3 separate regions of the Mus musculus genome follow, and regions 1 and 3 are each linked to region 2. The links are chromatin loops, found by intact Hi-C in ENCODE. Cell type or tissue: heart. All regions are shown on one strand.

The links. Hi-C counts contacts between places; a loop is a spot of excess contacts. Peaks named below come from ENCODE experiments on the same cell type or tissue, not always from the same donor. Only the 100,000 strongest peaks of a DNase experiment are listed, where the experiment ranks them.
Region 1: it touches region 2 in a loop (4-fold over the local background); 19 of 42 quality-filtered maps call a loop at or near these places.
Region 3: a loop joins it to region 2, with 2.2 times the contacts of the local background. A loop is called at or near these places in 3 of 42 quality-filtered maps.

What each region holds. Positions count from the first base shown.
Region 1 is chr11:90,612,518-90,620,517 of GRCm38, reverse strand. Stxbp4 (syntaxin binding protein 4) reads left to right here. Exons shown (of 18, transcript NM_011505.2): 4 at 1,203-1,335. Among named protein-coding and RNA genes, the nearest start is that of Stxbp4, 22 kb to the left of the region's middle. In heart, a CTCF peak has its summit at 3,848 (motif pointing right); no DNase peak of the experiment used is centred here.
Region 2 is chr11:89,985,223-89,993,222 of GRCm38, reverse strand. It overlaps Pctp (phosphatidylcholine transfer protein), which reads left to right. Exons shown (of 6, transcript NM_008796.3): 2 at 2,035-2,152; 3 at 4,449-4,528; 4 at 5,856-6,027; 5 at 7,063-7,130. Among named protein-coding and RNA genes, the nearest start is that of Pctp, 14 kb to the left of the region's middle. In heart, a CTCF peak has its summit at 4,151 (motif pointing left); no DNase peak of the experiment used is centred here; H3K27ac peaks cover 308 bases; H3K27me3 peaks cover 405 bases.
Region 3 is chr11:90,302,280-90,310,279 of GRCm38, reverse strand. No RefSeq gene overlaps it. Among named protein-coding and RNA genes, the nearest start is that of Mmd, 57 kb to the right of the region's middle. In heart, a CTCF peak has its summit at 3,098 (motif pointing left); a DNase peak (open chromatin) is centred at 3,079.

The DNA.
Region 1 (8,000 bases), 630 kb before region 2:
TCGTCCTTCAGAAGGCTAACCTGGGCCTTGTCAAACAGTAGCAGAATGGCTCCTAGCAGGCAGCATAAATGTTTTATGAATATCTGTCTTCCTCACATTTGACTTTGCTGGTATCCTGTGAACTAAAGTAATCTAATAGGCAAGTCCAAATTCAGGGAGTAAAGATAATGACTGGTGACTTTTAGAAAGACCCCTACCAAGGAGCATGTAGATAGCAACCAGAGAAACTGGTAAATATTTTGTAAACATATATTAACATATCTCTTGCAAGGTTCAACAGGGAAGGGCTCCTCTAATTCTTGACCTTTCCTGTGCCCTCAGTCTTCCTGTAGATAATCATTGTTAGTCTTTGATCTTTTTTAGTTCTCCCTTTTGCCTAAGAAAATGCATATATATGTGCATATACAGAAATATATAGAGATATGTATGTATGAATGTATGTATGATTTCACATTCCAGAATAGCCTAAAATGAAAGTGTGTGTGTGTGCGTGTGTGTGAAAACAGCTAGAACAGAGGATAATATAAATACTACATTTATTAGCATTTTATGTTTATATCTCTTAGCAGAGGTCTCAGTAAACAATGTGGATGCATGCAGCTGAGACTCATTTCTAACTTTAAGTTTTGTTTGACCAGCGTGCTCAAAACTATAGCTTGTTGGCATACATACCTGTTGTAGAATTATTCCGAGAGTTCCTTTTTGATGGCATTTCTCTCGTGTGCCAGAAATCACAGCTAAAGCAAATGCTTTGTAACAGTAAAATCCTCTCTCTAAATTAAAAGGATAATTTTTGAGATTCACATGGGAGTAAATGTATTTTGCTTTAACTACCTACAGACATGAAGCTGCTTACCTGTATGTTAACACACTTGGTTTTAGAGTCTCTACTATAACCTTCTAAACAACTAAAACCAAACAAATCTCATCACTTATCTGAATCCCTGAATTTACCAAAGCAGCATTAACCTGTCCGTACTCCTAAGACATTAGTGCTGCTGCTGTTACTGATTGTTTATAGAAGTAAAAAAGCTGATAAAAATGTCATTTCACTTCTATGATAGGCTTCAAGTATCCTTGATCGTAGACATTAAACTGTTGGGTTAACTAGGTCTGACAATTTCATTTAATAAATAGCTTATAGAAAACTCTATATACAGATCTCTAGTCTAACCTGTTAGTGCTAATATATTTTATCCTAGGGATCCTGCCTTTCGGGTGATTACAGTTACTAAGGAAACAGGTCTAGGTCTGAAGATCCTAGGCGGAATTAACAGGAATGAAGGACCGCTGGTGTATATTCACGAAGTCATTCCTGGAGGTGACTGTTACAAGGTAAACAACTCCACATGCCCCACCACACCCCCCAAAAGCCAGTAATGACAAAATCCCACCGATGCCAAGATTCGTATTTTCTTCATCAGTAAATTTTTCATATAAGTTTAACGTCCTCAATGAAAGATACAAGGGGACCTTTACCCTCAAGGATGTTTGCCCTAAAAATAAATTCTCCAAGTATGCAGATAACAAGTATGTCTAACTATATGTATAACTCTAACTAAAGGTTGCATATTGCTTAGTTATATGCTGTTGAACTCATCTGTGAAGCAGAGTCCAAAGAAGGTATATCTGCAGACATGTTGCCAATGTACCTGCTGAGTTTGGATCAAGTTGGTTACCTGACCTGGAGAAGAAGGAGGAGGAGGAAGAGAACATAGAGGAGGAGGAGAAAGAAGAGGAGGAGGAGGCGGAGGAGGGAGGAGAGGGAGAAGGAAGAGGAGGAGGGGGAGGGAAAAGAAAGCAAGCAAGCAACAAACGAAACTGTCTCATTTCCTGATCTGCACTAATTCTCACTGACTTGGAGATTCAGCATCTGCATAAGAGCAAGATCTAGAGTTAAGAGCAGACGTGCCTGGCCTCCATTCCTTCGTCTCATCCTTGGTACAGAAAGTGTATGACAGCATCCGGTTCTTTATCTGCTGGACCAAAGTTTAAACAAAACTCCATAGCGCCAATAGACTATGCTATTGGCATTATCATTTCTTTGCAGTTTTATTTATATTAGCCTAGCTATCATGATAAAGGATCTTACAAGCTTATTCTTATCATTATTCCTTGAGGGTGGTTGTTAAATAAATAGTCCCACTTTAACCCTTCTCCCACTGCAGACACCTGAAAACAATTTGTCTTTTCAGTTGGGTTTTTATTTCCTCCCTATGGAAAAAAAAAGTGAGTTTCACCAAAATCATTTTAATGACTGAGCTGTTTCAGGTTTGTTCATCTCACAAGGCTTCTGTGTCAGCTTGACACAATATAATAATCTGAGAGGAGAAAAATGCAAGTGAGAAATTGTCTCTGTAAGATCCAGCTGTAGGAAAGCTAAGGTATTTCCTTAATTACTGTTTGATATATGAAGGTCCAGCCCATTGTGGGTAGGGACACCCTTGGGCTGGTGATCCCATGTTCAGTAAAAAAGCAAGCTGAGCAAGCTGTAAGGAGCAAGCTAGTTAGAAGCGCTCCTCTGTGGCTTCAGCATCAGCTCCTGCCTCCAGGTCCCTTTTCTGTTTGAGTTCTCGCCACCACTGTCTTCAGTGATGGACATTACCCGCAAGTGTGAACGAGTAAGCCCATTCCTCCCCAAGCTACTTTTGAGTGTTTCTTCACAGCAATAGAGACACTGAACATCTCTCCAATACACTTTTTAAGTTCTAAGTTATTAATGGTTTAAGGTATACAATGATAGATATATTTTAGCTATTCAAATTAAGTTATTAGCTAAAAGACAATTTAATGTTAAAGATAAACAAATTGAAGCCCCTCCCACCAATCCTTTTGGTAAGAAGTCGGAGGTTCACTCTCATTTCAGTTTTAAAGCTTAGAGATGTGGGCTGGGAGAAGGGAAGATATGGGGCATTTAGTATAGTTTAAGCTGTTTGCTTGCCTGCTTACTTGTTTGAGACAGAGACTTTAATGTTTTAATCCTGGTGTACCTGGCACTCATTTGTCACCCACACTGGACTCCAACTCATGTCGATTCTCCTAACTCAGCCTCCAAATGTTCACTATTCAAGGCACAGGTCACCATGCCTTGCTGCTTAATATACTTGGGGTAGGGTGCAGGAATAGTTCAAGGTGCCTGAGAAATAATACAGGTCTACCTTTAAAACAAGGAACAATTAATTTATCCTTTTTATTTCCACAAATATTTAAAATTAGACTAATAAATTGAAAGCAGTAATTTTAAATGGCTTTATCTGCAGTAAACCATAGCAAATTAAGAAACTATGTTCATGATATATATGCCTTTTCTTTTTTTAAAAAAATTTTTATTAGATATTTTCTTCATTTACATTTCAAATGCTATCCCAAAAGTCTTCTATACCCTTCCCCCACCCTTCTCCCCTACCCACCCACTCCCACTTCCTGGCCCTGCCGTTCCCCTGTACTGAGGCATATAAAGTTTGCTAGACCAAGGGGCCTCTCTTCCCAGTGATGGCCGACTAGGCCATCTTCTGCTACATATGCAGCTAGAGACACAAGCTCTGGGGGTACTGGTTAGTTCATATTGTTGTTCCACCTATAGGGTAGCAGACCCCTTCAGCTCCTTGGTTACTTTCTCTAGCTCCTCCATTGGGGGCCCTGTGTTCCATCCAATAGCTGACTGTGAGCATCCACTTCTGTATTTGCCAGGCACTGGCATAGCCTCACAGGAGACAGCTGTATCAGGGTCCTTTCAGCAAAATCTTGCTGGCATATGCAATAGTGTCTGCATTTGGTGGCTGATATATACCTTTTCTTGTTAGTTGAGGTGTGCAAAATCCATTCTGATGGATTGTTTTCTTCATTCACCACTAGAGAGCAGTGTGGAGTTATTAATGTTCAGGTCATGTGCAAAAGAAAACCAATTAGACAAAAAGTGTACAAGAATAAATAATCCTTGGCTCCTTATGTTTATTTTAATATTCCTTAAGATGGAATGCTGTGAGTAAACACAGAACAGATGCAATGTTACTGCAACTGGTTTTGATACTAATATGCTACTAGGGACCTTGATTCTGTTTTAAGCTTTCAACCACACTTGGGAGTCAACCACACACAAGATAGATAGATAGATAGATAGATGATAGATAGATAGATAGATAGATAGATAGATAGATAGATAGACAGACACAAGATAGATAGATAGATAGAGAGAGAGAGAGAGAGAGAGAGAGAGAGAGAGAGAGAGATAGATAAGTTGCCCAGGCTGGCAGATGGATCAATTGTTAGTTATTTTCAGAATTTTATGTGTCCTTTAACTTGACTATAATTTATTAAAACTCCTCTCTCTCTCTCTCTGTCTGTGTGTGTGTGTGTGTGTGTGTGTGTGTGTGTGTTTGTACTTGATTTTCTATGTCTTGACTAAATGTGTGTAGTACCTATGGATGCCCGAAGAGGACGACAGGTGTTCTGTAGCAGAATTCTTGTTAGCTCTTGTAGCTATACACTGAGAACAGCCCCACAGGTCCTGAGTAAGGAGAGGCGAGGATCTGAAAGCCCTTTCTCCCGCATGAGCTGGTCTCTGGCAGTCTAGAGCCCTCCGAGGCCGCCTTAAGCCTCTTGCTAACCTCAGCACTCCCTTGATCAGCTCTAACTTCCTGGTACAAATCTCCACTTAGTTCTCCTAGAGGGGTCCTAGGTGCAGCACTTCTGAGGCACAATCTGTGATGCTTAACCTCGCACCTTCCTCTCCTTTCTTCCCAAACAACGGCCTCTTTTCAATGGCTGTTCAGAGTCATGTCCTTCCTCCCATATCATTAAGATGTACCAGTTATCTTAGTATATACTGCTGACCTTTTTACTCTCTGTCTCTTAAACCCATTAATCAGTCAGGCAGCGCGCGCATGCACAAGCTTGTGTGTGTGTGTGTGTGTGTGTGTGTGTCTGTCTGTCTGTCTGTCTGTCTGATATAAGCACATGTGTGTATATTTGCTGGTACAATTACATGTATGTGTACACGAAAATGATGGAGGCCAAGGTTAATGTCAACCATCTTTATTTGTCACTCTCTACCTTAATTTTTGAGACAAAGTCTCTTACTGCTCTTAGATCTGGCTAATTAAGCTAGTCTGGCTAGAGCCCATTGCCTATCTCTGCCTTCCCAGCACTGGAATTGCATACACTTTATTATGTGTGTGATGGGGGTCTGTACTAGGGTTCTCCTGCTTGCAGAAAGGTGGGGTTTTTTTTTTTGGCTGAGCCATCTCTCTAGGCTCTGTCTTTAGGTTGTCATTGGCTTTTGTTGCAACTCTCAGTAGCTTTATCTACTCTTAATGCACCTTGCCTATTTCCTCTCCCACAAAGCTACCTTAGTATTATTAGTAACCTGTACGCCCCTGTGTAGACTGCTTCTGCCTTCAGCTCTTCTTTTCTCTAGCTCTACCCTTACAAGCTTGTCTTCCCTCTTTCTGAAAGAGCCATTCCTTCCTTATCTCGGTCTAGGTATATTGTTTCAGGACCAGTGCCTCCTTCTCATTCTACTGTTCCAGATATCAGTTTATAAAGCAGTTGGCAAAGGACTTGTTTCCTGTCCTCCGGTGCAAGTGCAGATAAGGCCAGGTTTTGTTTTTCCTGTATGTGTGGCTAGTTCTTGTTCCAGTGCTTCCTATCAGCTGACTCGGTGTCTAATGGTGCATCTGTGTCCCTGATCGCTTTAGCTCAGTCTAACCATTGCTCATTGTACCTCTTGATGGCAAAGACTCCATCCGATTTCTTCATCATCGTCATTCCCTTAGTGGGAGTCACTCAGATACTATTAATGAATGGCTTTGCCACAGTCATTCTGTCACAGTTCTCTCCACTATCCACTGCCACCAGCTTCCTTCCAGACCAAGGTTCATCTCCTTAGCCCTGTGTATCAGAGCATTGATAACATTTTAAATTGTTTGAATGATTGTTTTTCTCTCATTGCTAGTAACATAAAGAAGAACGCTTCTGTGTTGATTTGAAGGAACTTTGTGTATTGCATATAGTTGATCCTTAAGACATGTTCAAAATACATAGAAAAGCTCTCTATAGAACATGCACATGTAGCTATGTACTCTGCCTGTTTGCCTGGAAGAGTATATTTCCTCTCCTGCCTCTGAAATTGCAATGGCCCTCTGAGCCACTGCCATAGTATCCTCGGCAGCATTCTTCCTCGCCACATAAAGACATAATCTCATACAGCTATTTGTCATTTTACGTTTGATCGATTGAACAATTTATGTCAAGCTTGTAAGTAAAGACAAAGGTGCCACTGACATAAGTGCCCACGTTAGTAATGGTCACAAACTGGGGAGGGCCATATTTCACTTTCCGATTGTAGCTCCTTGGAGCATATGCTAAACACATTGCTGAACTAGGGTTAAAGCATTTGGATGCATGGGAGGGCAAAGCTTCTGGTAGACAGAGCCCAGTCCCATTGGTGCACACTGAGGGAGCAGTAGCCAAGACAGTTCACGTTGCAATGTCACGCTCTTCTTTGATGTCATTATTGTTTCCATTATGGTATAGCGTGATGATTTCCCAGAGCTCTGTCCTGGACCGCATTCATTTATTAGTGAGCTGTTATATTTTTTGCAGTGTGCAGGGGAAACAACCATGATGCCCTGATCTAGCCAACCATAGGAGTGAGCGAATAGTCTGAGAGTTAGCTGTATTAGTATCAAGATGTCTGGTTTCGAAGAGGGTAGAATTGGGTGTGAGTAAGGGGACAGTAGAAAGTCAGTGCTCTAATACAGGGAAATAACGTATATTTGTTCAGCAAAGATAGCATTTGAGCCTGGCGGTGGGGGTGTGACGGTTATTCTTGTAGAGAAATAGGGTAGATGCTAGCATTGTTGAGTGGCCATGTATAAAATCCTGGAAACATTAGCTGGTTTGGGGACCGTCCTCTGAAAAGCTTGAGGAACTTGTATGCTATAATGGAAGGTAGAATGAAGCTAGAAAAGGGGGGTTGCAGTTAGCTTCGAACAGGCTCGGAAAGCTAAGGCATATACCAAGCATTCCCAGGAGTTGGCTCCATCCAAAATTCTCTAATTCAAGAGCAGAAATTAAACTTTTCTTGTAAGTAGCCTATGGTAAAGGTAAGACTGTTTCACCTTACCACATTCACCACCCTAAATGTGCTTGGCATGTGTTCTCTGATTCTTACAATAAGCTTGTGCTATAAATACCATTACCAACTTTTTCGCTAAGATAATGAATAGAGTCTTATAGTCATTAAGCAATTTTATTATGTCCATACTAATATCAAGAGTTAAAAGAAGCCTACATCTAATTTGTAGATTGGGAAATGACTCCAAATACTCTCAGAAATACTTCCTTTCTAAATTATGAGTTAGTTCCGTCAGGATCAGACTCAATAGATGTTTTCTGATAATACAATAATGCTATTTAAAACTTTATAATATAGTCATAATTGCAATGAACAGCAATGGCAGTTTACAACAGGGGAACTTAAGTGACCAGGAACACATTATTATTTCAACATGTACATCACTGTCAAATGCGAGAGTTCAGACTGAAGTGTAGCATGTGGACATGCTTGGTATTTTACTTGCCATGTGGTACAGCTGCTCTAAAACCTGTGAGGGAGAGGCCACAGCATTCCCTCAAGTCATATCTGCACACCGAGTACATATTAATCCATCTGGGCACAAGTCAAACTTAGAATGCATGACTTTTACCAAGAAAAAAAAAGGCTTTGTTTTCATTCTCATGCTCTGACTTTTAAATGCACTTAGAAATTCATAAGGAGCCGGGCGTGGTGGCGCATGCCTTTAATCCCAGCACTCGGGAGGCAGAGGCAGGCGGATTTCTGAGTTCGAGGCCAGCCTGGTCTACAAAATGAGTTACAGGACAGCCAGGGCTATACAGAAAAACCCTGTCTCGAAAAACTGGAAAAAAAAAATGTGTATGATCAGCTAATATCTTATTCTAAGAGGCAAAGAAAAACACGAACCAGTATAAGTGCATGT
Region 2 (8,000 bases):
TATGAGGAAGCCCTCACCTTGCTCCTTTCTGTCAGTCCAGTGGAGACAAATTGAAGCTGTCTCTCCTGAGGCCTTTCATCAGAACCTCAGGACATCAATCCATGCTGAGATATACAGGTCTTCAAACTCAGCCAGATACCATTGGCTTGTGGGAGACTCCTAGCATCAAGCCATATGCTTATATTGCTGTCAGATCATCATAGATTCACTTCTAATTTCTCTCTCCCTCTCCCCCTCCCTCTTCCCCTCCATAAACTGGGATAAGGTTTGTTATGTTAATGCCATTCCAGCTGGAAGCCTCCCTTTAGAAGGATCTCCCAAGGCTTTCTTACACTTCCCTTGGGTTCTCAACATGGGCTTTAAGGTACTTCAGTGAGTAATTAGTGGTACCCGAGCCTCATCCAAGGCTGTGTTTTTTCTACTTATCTACTTGTGTGTCTGTCCTTCACTTTTGTCCAGTCATCGCTTTTGTCCCTTAGAGCTTCCTCTTCATACTAGCAGCACTTAGCTAGACCAAGCTCAGGGAATTCGGAGTTGCCGTTGAACCCAGTGATGTGTAGTGGGGCCACCTGGAGCCTAAACCCCCTGCACAGACAAGGACTTGGCTTGACAGAAGGAAGAAACTCATGTACTTGTAGTTTAGAAATTGTCTTTTTCTAAACAACAGAACCACCTGTTTCAACATGGTTTGAAACACAGCTGTTCCCTTTTTAGTCTTCTTGCTCAGTAAAATAAACAAAAACATATAACCCCTCCACATACACACTCCAAAGTAAAAACAATTGAAAAACTCTGTCTTGTAAAGGACTTCACAAGAAAACATTGGTTTCATTGTGCTCTGTGGATATGTAGGATATACCCCTTCCTCAGAACTCTGGCTGCCCATGGAGCATACCTGGTTCCTGGCAATCAGCCAGACTAGACTAGAACTCTTACCCCAATAGCTCACAGATCCCCCTTTCCAGTTTCTTCTGTGTTAGTCGAGTCCACTCCATCACCTGTCATGTCCAGCAGTGGTTGGCTGAATTCTCCTTGGTGATCTATTTCCCTCCCCTCATTCTTCCAGCAGTAATTCCTACTGAATTTACCTTCCCGGTCTTCCCACCATGGATGTTAGCTTCCCGTTTCTGCATTATTATCTGGAATAGTGTACTGGGTTTTATTTTCTTTCTTTCTTTCCTTCCATTCTTCCATCCATCCATCCACCCACCCACCCACCCATCTATCCTACATCCTGACCAAAGTTTCCCTTCCCTACTTTCCCAGTTTCTCCTGCTCCTCCCCCTTCTCCTCTGTTTCTCTTCTGAAAGAGGGGCAGGCCTCCAGTGGATTATCAACTAGGCATGAGTGCACCAAGTTTTAAAGGTCATTTCTGTACCTCTATGGTGTTGTTCTTTACCAACTCAAAAGCTTTTGCAATCTAACTAGATCTGGCCCAAACTATCCTTAGTCATATCTGGCCACATCTCTGTCCACAGTCCTCCTCTGGCTTTCCAGAGCAATGAGAATCAAAGCCCTACTCTTACCATGGTTTTCAAGGTCTTTGGTGTCTTGACTCTTCAATATCTCTAACCTCTGCTCCTACCACTCTGAGATCTAGACATTTCTCTTTAATCACATCAGTCTATCTATTACTCTTACCAGGAGTGGCTTTCTTCATTTCCCAATGGCCAGTCTTTCTGACGTTTAGAACATGATATCTTGCTAATTCTTGGGAGATGGTTCCTTATAGTGGCCTTTTCTACCTACTGTTGACACAGGTCCTCCACAAAACACTGCTTACTATGTAACTCTTCTTATATCCTACTTAAATTATCTGGCTAATGCTTATGACTATTCCCTCCACCAACACCTGCAGCTGTATATAAGACACAGGAGACCAGGAGCCCTACCTCTTCCTGTTCTGTGGTCACCAAGACCCCACAAGAGAGCAGTGTTTGGTGTGGTTGAACCCCAGGTCCAGTTGTTTTGTATGTGATGTGGAATCTCAACTCCAGCATCAACAAATTGTTCCCCCCACCTCTGTCTCCATAGCCAAGTGGACTTTATGAGTATAAGGTGTTCGGTGTCCTGGAAGGCTGCTCGCCGGCTCTCCTCGCAGATGTTTACATGGACTTAGACTACAGAAAACAATGGGACCAGTATGTGAAAGGTGAGTGATGGCTTGTGTCAATTAAGAATCCTTTGAGAGTTAATCTACTTTTGACTAATTTAGTCTTGTTATACTTGAGGCTATAGCATGGCCTTCACCACCTCCAGTACTCACCTTCACAGAGGCTTCGAGGCAGTCTTCCATCTGTCCTCACGGTTGCTTTGCCTTGCTTCCGGAGCTGTGCTTGCACACATAGCTTGATTGCCATGGACGCCTTCCCAGAAGATAGGCAGCCAAACTTCCTTTTGGAAATCGAATCAAAGATCTCCAGATGAGCAAGGGCGCATGCATGTGAGGAAGTGAGAGACTGGGAGAGGGGGTAGCTGGAGGGCCCTGGAGGTCCAGGAAGCCTCAAGACAGAGGGCGCAAAGCAGCTTGTTCAGAAGTCACTGGCAGGTGGGGTTGTGGGGTGGTGATGTCCTCTGACCCACCTCCTCTACTAGTAATCTGAGAACATCTCATGACCCATAGCAGGGACAGGATCTACAGCCTACATAGTCTATATAATGGAGAGAAACACCGAGTTGGAAACCATTAAACAGAGAACCCCCTACATCTCAGAGGGTCAGTGTCCCTGTCATCTCAGCCACTGTCGAAGAGACTTGCACAGTGAAGTGTTTAGTCAAGACTACTGCAAGTGTCAAAGGCGCACCCCCATCCGGATGTTTCTTCAGCTCTAGCCTGTGCCCCTCTGTATTGACCTAATTCTCAGGCAGGTTCCTGTTCCTTGGGAACGTGTCCTCCAGAAGATACAGACTCAGACTCTCATCATGCAAATAACTCCAGGAAAGAGAGTCACACCTTCCCGATAAAGTCAGCCAGAGTGCCGGGACTCACTCTCTGCAGCTCTTCTCAAAGCGACTGCTTGTTTTGTGAATCCTGGACATGGAATCAGGCAGCAGCTTCATGCTCTCACATACTCGTCTTCATTAGGGAACGTCAGCACATGGGCCTAGCCAAGGGAGCCGACTGACACCGTCCCACTCCCCCAGCAGCCATAAGGCAATCATGTGACACACACTTTGCCCATAGATGCCTGTGTGGGTCCTGCTTGGAAAAGAGCCATGTGAGGAGGTAGCTAGCCTGTAAAACCACCTTTGTTCATGTCAGCTAAGGTAGCTGACTTTAAAAAATGAAAAGTAAAATAAATAAATTGATGGGAGCACAAAAGAAAAGTAACTGCAGAACCTACCATCAGCTGTCCACACTGTGGTTTCTGGTACAGTGAAGCTGTTGTTAGATTTGCTAGGACAATCTGGAAGTCCTGACTGTACTGCTTTTGGGTTTTAGGACTACCCAAGAGTCTTGTGATCCATTGGGCCTAAAAAGGCCATGGTCATTCATTTATTATGGTCATATCTTGCTCCTTTTCCAAACCCTGAAATTGCTCCTTTACCTACTTAAACCTCATAGTAGAGAAGGGTAAGGCAGTGTGTGAGGGAGGGGGCAGTGTGGGGGGGGAGGGGGAGCAGCAAGAATACTAAACACACAGAGGCAACAGGCCCACTCATTCTTTCCCTTCATGACTGTCTTTAGTGTCCTATTGACATCAAGAGGCCACAAAGCTCCCTAATCAACAGTCTGTTTCTGATAGCATTCTTCTACATGCTACATGGACCCTTGACATCTCACCCACGGATGTCTTGATCCTCTCTGGATGGTTAGATGGGAGCCCACCGCACAGGCTAAGCATAGGCTGCTCTTTGGTTCTTTCACTCTGTCCTCCAAGAGCTACAGTTTGCATGTCCTGACACTAGAGCACAAACATTAAGGGAATTTGGTTCCCAAAGCTGTAGCAGGTGGTTAGAGGAAAGACACAAGAAACCCAGCGTTAGCCATAGTTCAGCCATGTTCCGGCTGTTTGAGAACACAGCTCTCTGTGGGCCTTTTGTTTCCCAGATGTCCTGAACTTATACATGCTAGGCTCTGACTTCCTCAGTGTCTGGCTAAGCGTTGGGAGGCAAACCTTGATGGTACTCCCGGTCCTCTAGTGACACCTGGTGGTTGGCCTGCTTTAATGCCGATGGTAATTTCTTATACCGGGTTCCTTACATTCTATCCCTGCCTTCTGTTGGTACCATGGACAAGTGTTGGGGGCTTATTTAGGTTTTCTGTGTTTCCATGTCCTCTAGACCACCCCTAGGCAGCAAGCTTTCAGCGACATTAAATATACTTTTGTTTTAAAAAATAGTTCTATGTCTTGTGAGTTGAGGGGTTTGTCACACACTGAGGCTGAAAAGGCTCCTTGAGGCCACTGGGTTTGGCAGGTACGTTAACCTCTTGTGTTCTGCTTCAGAACTCTACGAGAAGGAGAGTGATGAACAGATGGTGGCATACTGGGAAGTGAAGTACCCTTTCCCGCTGTCCAACAGAGATGTATCCTTTCTGTACGGCACTCTGTTCTTTGTCTCTCTTCGTGTGCTGCGTTCCCCAGCCGCCGCCCTTACACTGGGATCCACTAACGTCACGGCACTGTCTTGGGTCCTTACAGAACTGTATGCTAATCCTGGAGCTTCTTGTGTGACTTTTGGAGAGTCCAGAGTGTTCTTTCTGGGTGTGACCACTTAGGGCAGGAACCACACCCGGGGTCGCTGGAAGGCAACCTCCAGAGAAAGTGTCAAAGGTGGAAATTGATGAGTCTCAAAAATTGGGAGTCCGGGGAGAACAGGTTATGAAGAGTGTGAGTCCAGATCTTTTGATCTCACAGAAGAGCAGGTGGGTCCCATGGACGTGAGCTAACAACTAACAGGCAGACAGACTGATACGGCAGAGGAACCAGGCCTCACCACTTTGTTTCTAACCTCTCTTCAGCGTGGCCCTCTTGACTGCTGTCCTGGATACCAGGTGTATGATTTTCCTTTCCATTTTTTCGTTTATAAAGTGAAGTGGTTGACTGAAATGCAGGGAGTTTTCCCTCCCGTCTAAGCCTATTAATTGTTGTTGCTGCAGACAAATAGCTGCCCTGACAATAGTCCACCTAAGGACATTGGAGATGAGAAAGTATAATGATTTGTATGGAAGAAGAGGCCACCGTGAAGCCGATCACTTTGTACATTAATTTTAGAATGAATAGAAAGTAAAGATTGAGGCTTTTAAAGACGTCATTGTCTTTGATGGACTAGCACTGCCGACCTTGGGAATGTTTTGTGCATGCTTCCAGAGGTGGAATTGTTTTTGCTGTTCTTGGTCAACCAGTGTTAATTCAAAGAGTACATCTGCTTACTAAAATTCGAGGTGTGCGTAAGTGTTCCTACAGTTGAGTTGTGACAAGGACACCTTCCATGGGTAGAGGTCTGTGGTGACAGCTGCGGATGAGACAATATCTATGGGTTGATGCAATTTCTATCCAGTGTTTTTCTGCCCCTGGATTTCTCTAATGCCCCTAACATCCCGGCCTGTGGACCTGAGAGTGTTTGATTAGCGTCCCCATGATTACAGCTAAGTGAATAGTGCTCTCAGGATGCCTTCCTGGAGAAGGAGGAAGGTGACCCTTGTGTAACCAAGCATTCAGGGGATCTGCTCACAGCCAGGTAACAGGCACTCTCCAGTGAGAATTACCGTTGACTGTGAGGTTCAGCTCTGCAGGGAAAGTGGGCATTCTGCAGAAGGGACCAGTTGTTACGTGGAAGGTGCAGAGAGACCTTCCATTGCCACCAGTGTGGGCTGCTCTTTCGCTGGCATCATGCCTTGACTGGCTATGCAGTACGTCTACACCCGCCAGCGCCGAGACCTGGATGTGGACGGGAGGAAGATCTACGTGGTCCTGGCCCAGAGTATCTCGGCACCTCAGTTTCCCGAGAAGTCTGGGGTCATCCGAGTGAAACAGTACAAACAGAGCCTGGCGATCGAGAGTGACGGCAAGAAGGGGAGCAGAGGTAAAGCTTTCGGGGCAGGGCAGCAGCTAAGCCAGTGCCATTTGAGTAGGAGGCAGCTTAGGCAAAAGCTTATCCAGTGAATGTAACCATGGCCCGGGAACAAAGGAGACGTGAGGTGGCCATGTGGGAGTGTTTGGATCCACATCAGAGATTGGCTAGGCCTCAGTGTAGATGTTCCAGTCTGATGCGGTGCACTCTTCTGCTTGTTAACATTTATTTATTTTATTCTTACATGTTCATTAGTGTGTTTTGCCCACATGCGTTTCTTGCCTGATGTTTGTGGAGATCAGAAGACGGCATCATATCTCCTGGGACTAGAGTTACAGGTGGTTGTCAGCCACTACGTGGGTGCTGGGAATTGAACCAGGATCCTCCTTAAGAGCAATACAGGCTCTTAAAAGCTGAGGCAACTCTCCAGCCCCACCCACCACCCATTCATTCTTTGTTGTCCAAATGAAATCAGAACATTGAAACCCTTGAGTTTAGAAAGAGTTGCTTCCGGCTTACCCTGTAGCTATAGGGACCGAGCCTAGACAGGGCTAGGGGATTGGCAGGTGTGGATTGGAGGATCCAGCCCTTCACACACACAAGGCCAGAGACTTAAGAACATCGAGTTCCAGTCTCCAAGAAGGAAAACGGGGCAACCGCATCTGCCATACCGGCATGAATGTGGCCCACAAAATCCGAACCCTAAGTCTGCTGCTTGTTAGGTCTGTCTTCTCATTTTTCTGAGCTTTATTTCCTCGTGTATGCTAACCGTCAGTTCCTTGGGGCTGTTTGGATAACGATGATGTGCAAACGTCTAGCGTTCATCAGGTGTCTAAGAAAGCACAGCCAAGTGTTTCCCTGGCTGCATTTTCAACAGTACTCCTGTGTCAGTAGCCGCAAGGCAGGTCGGGGCATTTCACGTGCTCCTTCCTCTGCGCTGTCTGGGTCCCAGTCGGAAGACGGCTTTGCGGAGCTTTGTTATTGTATTTTTCTAGCCCCCGTGTCCCCCCCCCCACTCCTCCTGAATTGTCTTCTCTTCTCTTTTAGTTTTCATGTACTACTTTGATAACCCGGGTGGCCAAATTCCGTCCTGGCTCATTAACTGGGCAGCCAAGGTGAGATCCCAGGAGTTAGGCAGTGGGGAGTGTGCATTTGACAAATGTTGACTTAGCCTGTGGGTTGTCACAAGATGCATTGTCCCAGGGTAACGAGAGTCTTTTATGAAGAGCTCGGTTGAGTGACTTGGTGATTATTGGAGTGGCCAACACCCAGGATGGAGGCTGAGACATAGGACAAAGACTCTGTTAGCCAAGAATGTCAGCCCTTCCCTGCTGGTAGCCACGGACCCTCCATGATTACTCGCTGGAACTTCCAGACGTAAGGCTGCCCCTTACAGGGACTCCAGTGTTTTCAGTATCTGCTTATGAGACAGTCAGACCTTGCTTAGAGACAAGCAGACCCTCCCTGGCTCAGAGGAAACCTCTAGTTCGGTTGTCTTTGCTGTTTTTCAGTCTCTCGGGCCAAGTTACAGTGGTAGTGACTCAGATCACTATAGGCTGCCACTCCTAGGGTCCTGCATCACTGTGACAATTCAGCAGGCTTTGTGCAGGTCCTGTGGTGAACTCCAGTGGCTCATGGGAAAGTAAGAATGCCTATAGGTGTCAGAGGCAAACAGATGCAATTCTGAACCTGGGCTCTGTTACTGACTGTTTTCTGTTAGTCAGGGAAGTCCAACTTCCTTTTTTTTTTTTTTTTCAAAAACTGAAGATGAATAATGCCCCCTGCATGGAGATGAAGTCAGTGAAACAGCATTTTTGCAAAGTCATGCACAGTGCTTGACACTGTACAACATATCCCATCCCCTAACCACAAACACTATTTTTTTTAAAACAGTAAGACAAGCCCTTCCACTTCTTTAAGGAAGTATCCAGCAATCTAATTCCGACTCTTGATTTACTTTGTTCCAGTCTTTTGTTTTGTTTTAA
Region 3 (8,000 bases), 320 kb before region 2:
CATTATGCAGGTATAAGGAGACAGGTTATGACGGTGATTTGAAACATTCAATGTCTGTATACTTTTCTTTTATCCAGTCTCTGATAGACATAGCTATCACTAAGTAAGCATTTATTGAACATAACTAAATAAACTGGAATCTCTAATTTGAGATATTGGGATGACAATGCACAGCGGTGTTAGTGTACCAAAAGCCTTCCTGCGTTCATGTTAGTGGATGCCTTTTGGCTAAGCCTGGGAAACGCTCTAGGATTTTTGGAGTGGGATTAAATAGGGGTGATTTGCCAAGTGGGCGAAGAAGTTTAGAATCTACAGAGTACCAAGTCTAAGAGGTTAGAAGTCTGGTGTGAGTTTGACTCTCACTTTACTGCACATGCATGCAAGTGTGTGTGTGTGTGTGTGTGTGTGTGTGTGCATGCTACTATTTGAGGCATGCATGCATGCATATGCATGTGCATGTATGTATGTATGTGTGGGCATGTGTAGGCTTAGACTTGAAACCCACTTTTAATAATGGTTCTCAAATGCTTTGACCTCCCCTTCTACTGTCCAAAGGTAGAAGAGAAAAGATGGTAAATAGGATAAGGGGATATGGACCTGCTTAGAAGTCTTTTCTTGGGGGTGATTCAAATCTCTGTTTGTCAGGATACCAGCAGTCCAGTTCAATAATGTCGGGACTGCAAACAGGAATCAACAGCGGGGGCATGATCGAGCAGAAACAGCCAGGCCTTCTCCGAAATGGCACAAGTTGGCGGGAATGAACAGGAGCAGCCGCGGAGCCAGGAGACGTTTTCTGCTGTGCCTCTCTCAACAAAGTGAAGATCAGTGAAGACGAAAATTTAAGGCCAACGAAGTGTTGCAAAGCTAGCTATGTAAGCGCGGCATCACTGTCCATTGAGTCCTATTTATACTCTCTCCAAACATCACATGTCCACCCTGGGTCTTGTCTCAGCAAAAACACCACTGAGTCTATCTTAGCAAAACACCATGTGAGTCTGGGCCACCTGACAGATTCAGAAACTTCCACTTCAGGGATGTGTATATCTTAGCAATGCATCCAACACACAAACCATCATTTACTGTTAGCTTATCAACGATGCTCCCGTCCTTCATTCCTTTCTCCCTTTGGCCTAACTCGGCATAGGCAGCGGCTAGACACTTGTCATCCACCCCTCCTCATTCTCACAGAAGCTAGAATACCCTTGCAGAATGAGTCGCTGTCCTGGCTGGTTTTGTGTGTCAACTTAACACAAGCTGGAGTTATCACAAAGGAAGGAGCCTCCCTTGAGGAAATACCTCCAAGAGATCCAGCTATCGGACCTTTTCTCAATTAGTGATCAAGGGGGCAGGATCCAGCCCATTGTGGGTGGCGCCATCCCTGGGCTGGTAGTCCTGGGTTCTATACGAAGGCAAGCTGAGCAAGCCAGGGGAAGCAAGCCAGTAAGCAGCACCCTTCATGGCCTCTGCATCAGCTCCTGGCTCCAAGTTCCTGCCCTGTGTGAGTTCCAGTTCTGACTTCCTTTGGAGATGAACAGCAATGTGGAAGTGTAAGCGGAATAAACCTTTTTCTCCCCAACTTGCTTCTTGGTCATGATGTTTTGTGCAGGAATACAAACCCTGTCTAAGACAGTTGCCTTCCAGGCACATGCTAGCTAGTGATCTCACATATAGAGCAGGGTCAGCCAAGCTGGACCTTAGAGAGTGAGAGGCAGATGTGATTAGAATCAATGATAAGAGGTGAGATTAATGCCACAGATCAGATTCAAGTTCCAAGGTCACTCTAGCACCAGAAATGAACAGAACCTAAAGAAAGGGAGGGATAAAAAGAGCATAGGAAGGGGCCATGACTGATCAATGGCACTTGTGACATCGGGGTGCAGGTACTCCGGCACAAGCTGCTCCATTTTCCTTCCCCACAGCCATCCTTTCCTTGGGTCCTCAGCATCCATATGACCTTTGGGTCACTGTATTGTTTTTAAAACTGTGTCACATGGAGATGCGGCCAATAATTTTTTTTCTAACATTTGATTCCGTTTTTTTCAAAGCCACCATGTTCTAGCATGTTAGAAGGCAACAGGAGGCATGGTGGGTGGAGAGTCAGGTTTCCTGCTACAGTTTCAGCTAGAATGAAAGCTTCATTTCCAATTCTCTTAACGGTCACAGGTTTCTACAGTTCAGATGCACTGTGAGTCTCTGCTTTGGAAGATGGCCTAGTCGGCCATCATTGGGAAGAGAGGCCCCTTGGTCTTGCAAACTTTATATGCACCAATACAGGGGAACACCAAGGCCAAGAAGTGGGAGTGGGTGGGTAGGGGAGCAGGGCTGGGGGAGGGTATAAGGGACTTTCAGGATAGCACTTGAAATGTAAATGAAGAAAATATCTAATAAAAAGATTGAAAAAAAAGAACACTGATGTATTTTCAAATTAAAAAAAAAGAAGAAGAAGAAAAAGAAAAAGAGTGTCTGCTTTGACAGTGTTTGTACCAGACTATAGCAACCTTTCTAGGGGCAGCCCTCAGCTCAGGGCAGCCTTCTGTCCTGTCCCCGGCTCTAAGTAAGCCATTTCAAACATCTCCTTCATTAAGTTTACCTCTCTCTGCCCAAGCATATCTTGCTGTCCTTCTTTAATCATCTTTTGGCCACAGGTCAAAGCCTTCCTTCTCAGGGTCCACTTCAGGCAGAAGGAAAGAAACAGGCTAAGGTGTTAGGCTGTTAAGCATCTTGGCAGTGCGCGGACTGCCCTTTGACGAGTGAACAGCGACATAGTAGATCCTATTCCTCCTTAAGGGAATCGTTGGCTTTCTCTGGCTCACGAAACTTTGTATTTGAGAAAAGCACCTCACAAACTGAGATGTGGTCCTTCACATGCTCGCTCACATTCTAGCTTGGGAGCATTGCCCAGTGATGTTGGGAAGGGTCATGATCTCCTATTTTTCTGAGTGTAAAATTGGAAGGCAATCATTAGAAAGTGACGTCACTGTTCACCTTCTGTTGTCCCGACTTCCCTCTGATTATTAAGCTAGTCATTTCATGGCTGGGATGGCTTGGAAACCCTGTGCCCTTTAACATTACACATGGGGCTGGGTGCCCCCTTGTGGTCATCTGTAGCCATGCAGATGTTTTCAAGATGACCACGATAGTAGTGCCTAATTCCGGAGGTCTGAGCTTGCCATTTTCCATAGTTTAGCTCATCCATTCTCACCCAATCCAATAACAGGTGAGCTAGCTGCTATTAGGTTATATAACTCGTCAAGCAGCATAGATAGTGAGCAGCAGAAGAGGCGCCCCAGTCCAGGCAGGTTAGGCTGGGGTTCATGCCTGTGACTCACCGATCATCTACTATGGTATAGGATGAATTTAGAGGCACTATCTTTGGAATTATGGCACATAAAGGTTTCTTGTCCTCTAAGGAAAACAACGACTGAGTTAGACATAATTATTTATGTATCCAGAAAGTGTTCAACCAGTGGTTCCCAACCTGTGGGTTGCTACCCACTTGGGGTTATATATCAGATATCTACATTATTACATTCATTACATTACATTCATAACAGCAGTCAAATTACAGTTATGAAGTGGCAATGGAATAATTTTATGGTCGAGGTCACCACAACATGAGGAATTGACTGTATTAAAGGGTCACAGCATTGGGAAGGCTGAGAACCACTGCCATACATTAGACGCAGAAGGTAGGACATTTACTCTAGACAATAGATGGCATCTCAATAATAAGGACATTTGAATCATGATATTCTGTATTACAAAGCAGATGAGGTGCAGCCTCTCCCCAGTCTGAAGCTATGGACTCACCTCTGGGGGGGCAGATCCCATTTCTCACCAAATCTAAAGCCTCCGTCTGCAGGAATCCTAGTCTATACAGGCAGGACAGGGACTTCCAACAACAGAAAAGGCTCATGAGCTGTGTGACCCTGAGATCACTGTTAAGCCTTACTCACTAGGAGCAACCAGTGCAGGGTGTGAGACAGGTGTCAGCTGTTCCTTTTTGCCTCCACACATTCAGCAACGTGGAGTGCACACTTGATGGCACAAAGGGCTTAACCACAACATCTGATCACAAGTGGCCTGGACAACTGTTCTGAGTCAAGAATAATACGAGAAAGCTAGACTGAGAAACCACGGCCACCCCTCACAGCTTGGAAAACCATGTGCATGTGTGTGGAGAGCCATGCCGTGAGCAATTGCCATTATAGTAAACAAGCCTTATGTGCAAGTGCAAGAGTGAACTCACGCCTAGTCACTGCCCATCTCGCGGCATAGTAATGGGGTGATGGGGGAGCAACGAATCAGGAGCTGTCACGCCACATCAGGTGCTGAAACGTCAGGCTGCGGGCTATATAAGCAGCGCCATTTTCCCGGTTCGGGGTCTTCCCTCCTGATAAGTAAGCAACAAAAGCTTTGCCGCAGAAGATTCTGGTTGTCCTGAGTGTGTTCTTGCCGGCGGGGACAAAAGCTCGGGTTACATGTGTGAGACTGCACACTGATAGGGGGAATCAGAGGGAGCCACCAAACAATGATTTCTTGGTTGTATATGGCAGAAAAGTAGTAGGGCTCTCTGAATTATGATAATAGCCTTCATATTATATGGCCTAGGATTATCAAACATAAGGCCTTTGGCTAGTTAGATTGGTTAAAAGTCAAAATTAAGGAGAAAAAAATCCAAGTGGCAGCTTCAAAGACTTTCCACTGCTAAAATAGGCCGCAGAAGCACTTCAGCCTAGCTGCTAAACAAACCAACGACCAAGGAAACAACCACTCCTGGGAGACCAGGGCCCAGAGTTGCTACAGTGGGTTATCAGATTTGTCCTGCTCACAAGAAAGGATTGTGAGACATTCACAGAACAGAAACGTGACCTGTATGTACAAAAACAAACAAACAAAGAAACAAACAAACAAAAGCAACGAAAAGCAGGTGCCCAGAACTGGCTCAGGGAGGGCCAAGATGGTGCACTTAAGAGACAAAAATTTCACAGTAGCTGCTTTGATGTTCAAGACCTGAAGGAAAACTTGCTCACGGAAGAGGGGGAAGTGTGATGAACATCGCAGCGGCAACATAATGTCAGTAAAGAGACAGAGCATTTCCCAAAGAAACAAGGAGAAAACTCTGTAACTGAAAACTCTAAGAACCCAACCATGAGTCCTTCTGGAGAGAGGCTCCATAGCAGAAGAGAGCTGGTAGGAGAAAGAATTAGTGAGTTAATAGACTGATTGATAGAGAGTAATTATGCAGTGAGGTAGAAAGAAAATAAAGTCACCAGATCCCCCGGTGGCAGGTAGGGCAATTAAATACACCAATGGGAGCAACAGAAGTTATGGAGAGAAAGAGACAGGGAGACACTGAAAGAAAGAATAGATAAAATGCTCAACATTTGATACAAGCATTAATCTATACATGCCAGATATCAGTGAACGCTAAGACATGGAAATGCATGAAGACCCACACTCAGACACACCCTGTTCAAATCTCAAAGAAATGAAGGAGAACTCTGAACCAAGAAGGGAAAAACACTAAAGGTAAAATTCTCAGGGGAAGTAATGGAGGTTAGAATTCGGGAAGAAAACACACTCAACACATTCAGAGTGTTACAGAAAATTACAAAGTATTACAAATAAATTACCAAGAATACAAAAAGATACAATTATTTTGGAAAACCCACCTTGGAAGATGCTCAAAAAGCTAAACACAGTATATTACCACATGACTCAGTAACTCTACTCCTAGGAAAACTCAAATTTAAGTTTACAGAAAAGTGAACATCCTGATGTTTACAGCATCATGGTTTATGTAGCTAAGAAGCAGAGATGCTGCAAATGTCCATTGCTGGATGAATGAATAAACAACATACACATGGAGTAGTATTTGGTAATGAAAAGGAATGGAGTACGGTCATGTTTGGATGTGTTGTAAGAACTGCATCCTGGGTGATTTCATCGCTACATAAGCATCATAGAATGTGCTTATACAGATGAAGCTGTTGTCGTGGCCTCTTTCTGTAGTCAAGAGATTCAGCAATCATGAGATGTATAGGGCTTATGTTGGTATATCACGGCATACTCCTTTACACCAAACATTAAAAGTAAATAAAACTCACAGGAGTACACTCTAGAATCCCGACAAAAGCATAGCCCAAGTTCATAATTAGGAGCATGGTCACTTATTATCAACCAAATATTATTGTATGGTTGTTAACTGCATGGGCTGTATTTGCATATACTTGATAGCACAGTGGCTCTGAGCTCATCGGTATTATCACAGACACACCGGCAACATGACGTACCACTACAACTACACCACTAGTTAGAAGGAATTGTTCAATCCCAGTGTTATCTTCTGGGACTACTGATTTACATGAAGTCTCTTGTCTGAAACGTCCTTATACACGATTCAGTTATACCAAAGACACATGATACAACATGGATGGAAGAAACTAAAAACAAACAAAACCAATTATTCTGGGTGGTGGGATGGCTCAATGGGTACAGGCTCCTGTTGACTATCCTGAAGACCTAGTTCGATCCCCAGAACCCACTTGGTTGAAGAAGAGAACCAACTCTGGCAAGCTGTCTGTCTTAGTCAGGCTTTCTATTCCTGGACAAAACATCATGACCAAGAAGCAAGTTGGGGAGGAAAGGGTTTATTCAGCTTACACTTCCATACTGCTGTTCATCACCAAGGGAAGTCAGGACTGGAACTCTCAAGCAGGTCAGAAAGCAGGAGCTGATGCAGAGGCCATGGAGGGATGTTCTTTACTAGCTTGCTTCTCCTGGCTTGCACAGCCTGCTCTCTTATAGAAACCAAGACTACCAGCCCAGAGATGGTCCCACCCACAAGGGGTCCTCGCTCTTGATCACTAATTGAGAAAATGCCTTACAGCTGGATCTCATGGCTGCATTTCCCCAACTGAAGCTCCTTTCTCTGTGATAACTCCAGCCTGTGTCAAGTTGACACAAAACTAGCCAGTACACTGTCCTCTGACCTTGGCGGTGCTCCTTGGCATGTGTGCCCCACCCCTTGTCACACACACACACACACACACACACACACACACACACACACAAAATATAAAAAGATGTTAAATGAAAGGAATCCATTCATAAGATGTTACAAAGTGCACAAATTTATTACAGAAAATGTTCAGAATAGGTAACTCTATAGAGACTGGAAAAAGGTTAGTGGTTGCCTAGGGGAAAGTGGTATAGGCTGGAGCAATGGTTGCTAAAGGACATGGGATTTGTTTTGGGGGAAACAAATGCCTTGGAGTTACATTGTGGTGGAGGAGTTGTGTGGCGCTTGAGTCCTATCTCTATGAAGCTAAATTTTTAGGATGAATTAGACAGGCTTTTGGCCCTTGGGAAGTTTCCAAGAACAGCATGCCTTCAGCAGTCTTTGTGAATTAGACTAGAAATCAAGGCAGAAACCAGCATGATTTCTCCAGGGGAAGTATTAAGCATTAGGAATTCCAAGCTCCCGATAAACTCTCAGAGCACAGTCCTCTCTTAATTGAGAGTGGATTGTACATTGAATTGAAAAACATCCTTAGGGTTGGCACTGAGACCAGTTCAGAGAAAGAGGCTTTGGGGCAACGAGGACACTGTTCAATTTGTGAGGGAAGTTAGAAAGAGACAATAGAAGCAGAGGCAAGACAGAGGCTGGTCTCGCTAGAGCCTGAACAGATCAGCATAGAATATGGATAACTTCATAGGACTCAGACCAAAGACAAGTGGGTAACTCAACTCACTGATTGAAGGCGTCTTTGGAGTTGAGCAATTGCTGGTAAGATGGGTCTAAAAATGAGAACTACAAAATCATGGCTTGGAAAGGAGTACAGATCTGTGAGGAGGGAACACCCAGTGTGTGTGTGTGTGTGTGTGTGTGTGTGTGTGTGTGGTGTGTCTGTATCTGTGTTTGTCTGCTTGTATGTCTGTGTCTGTATGTGTCTGTGTGTCTGTGTCTCTCCTGTGTGTGTGTGTGTGTGTGTGTG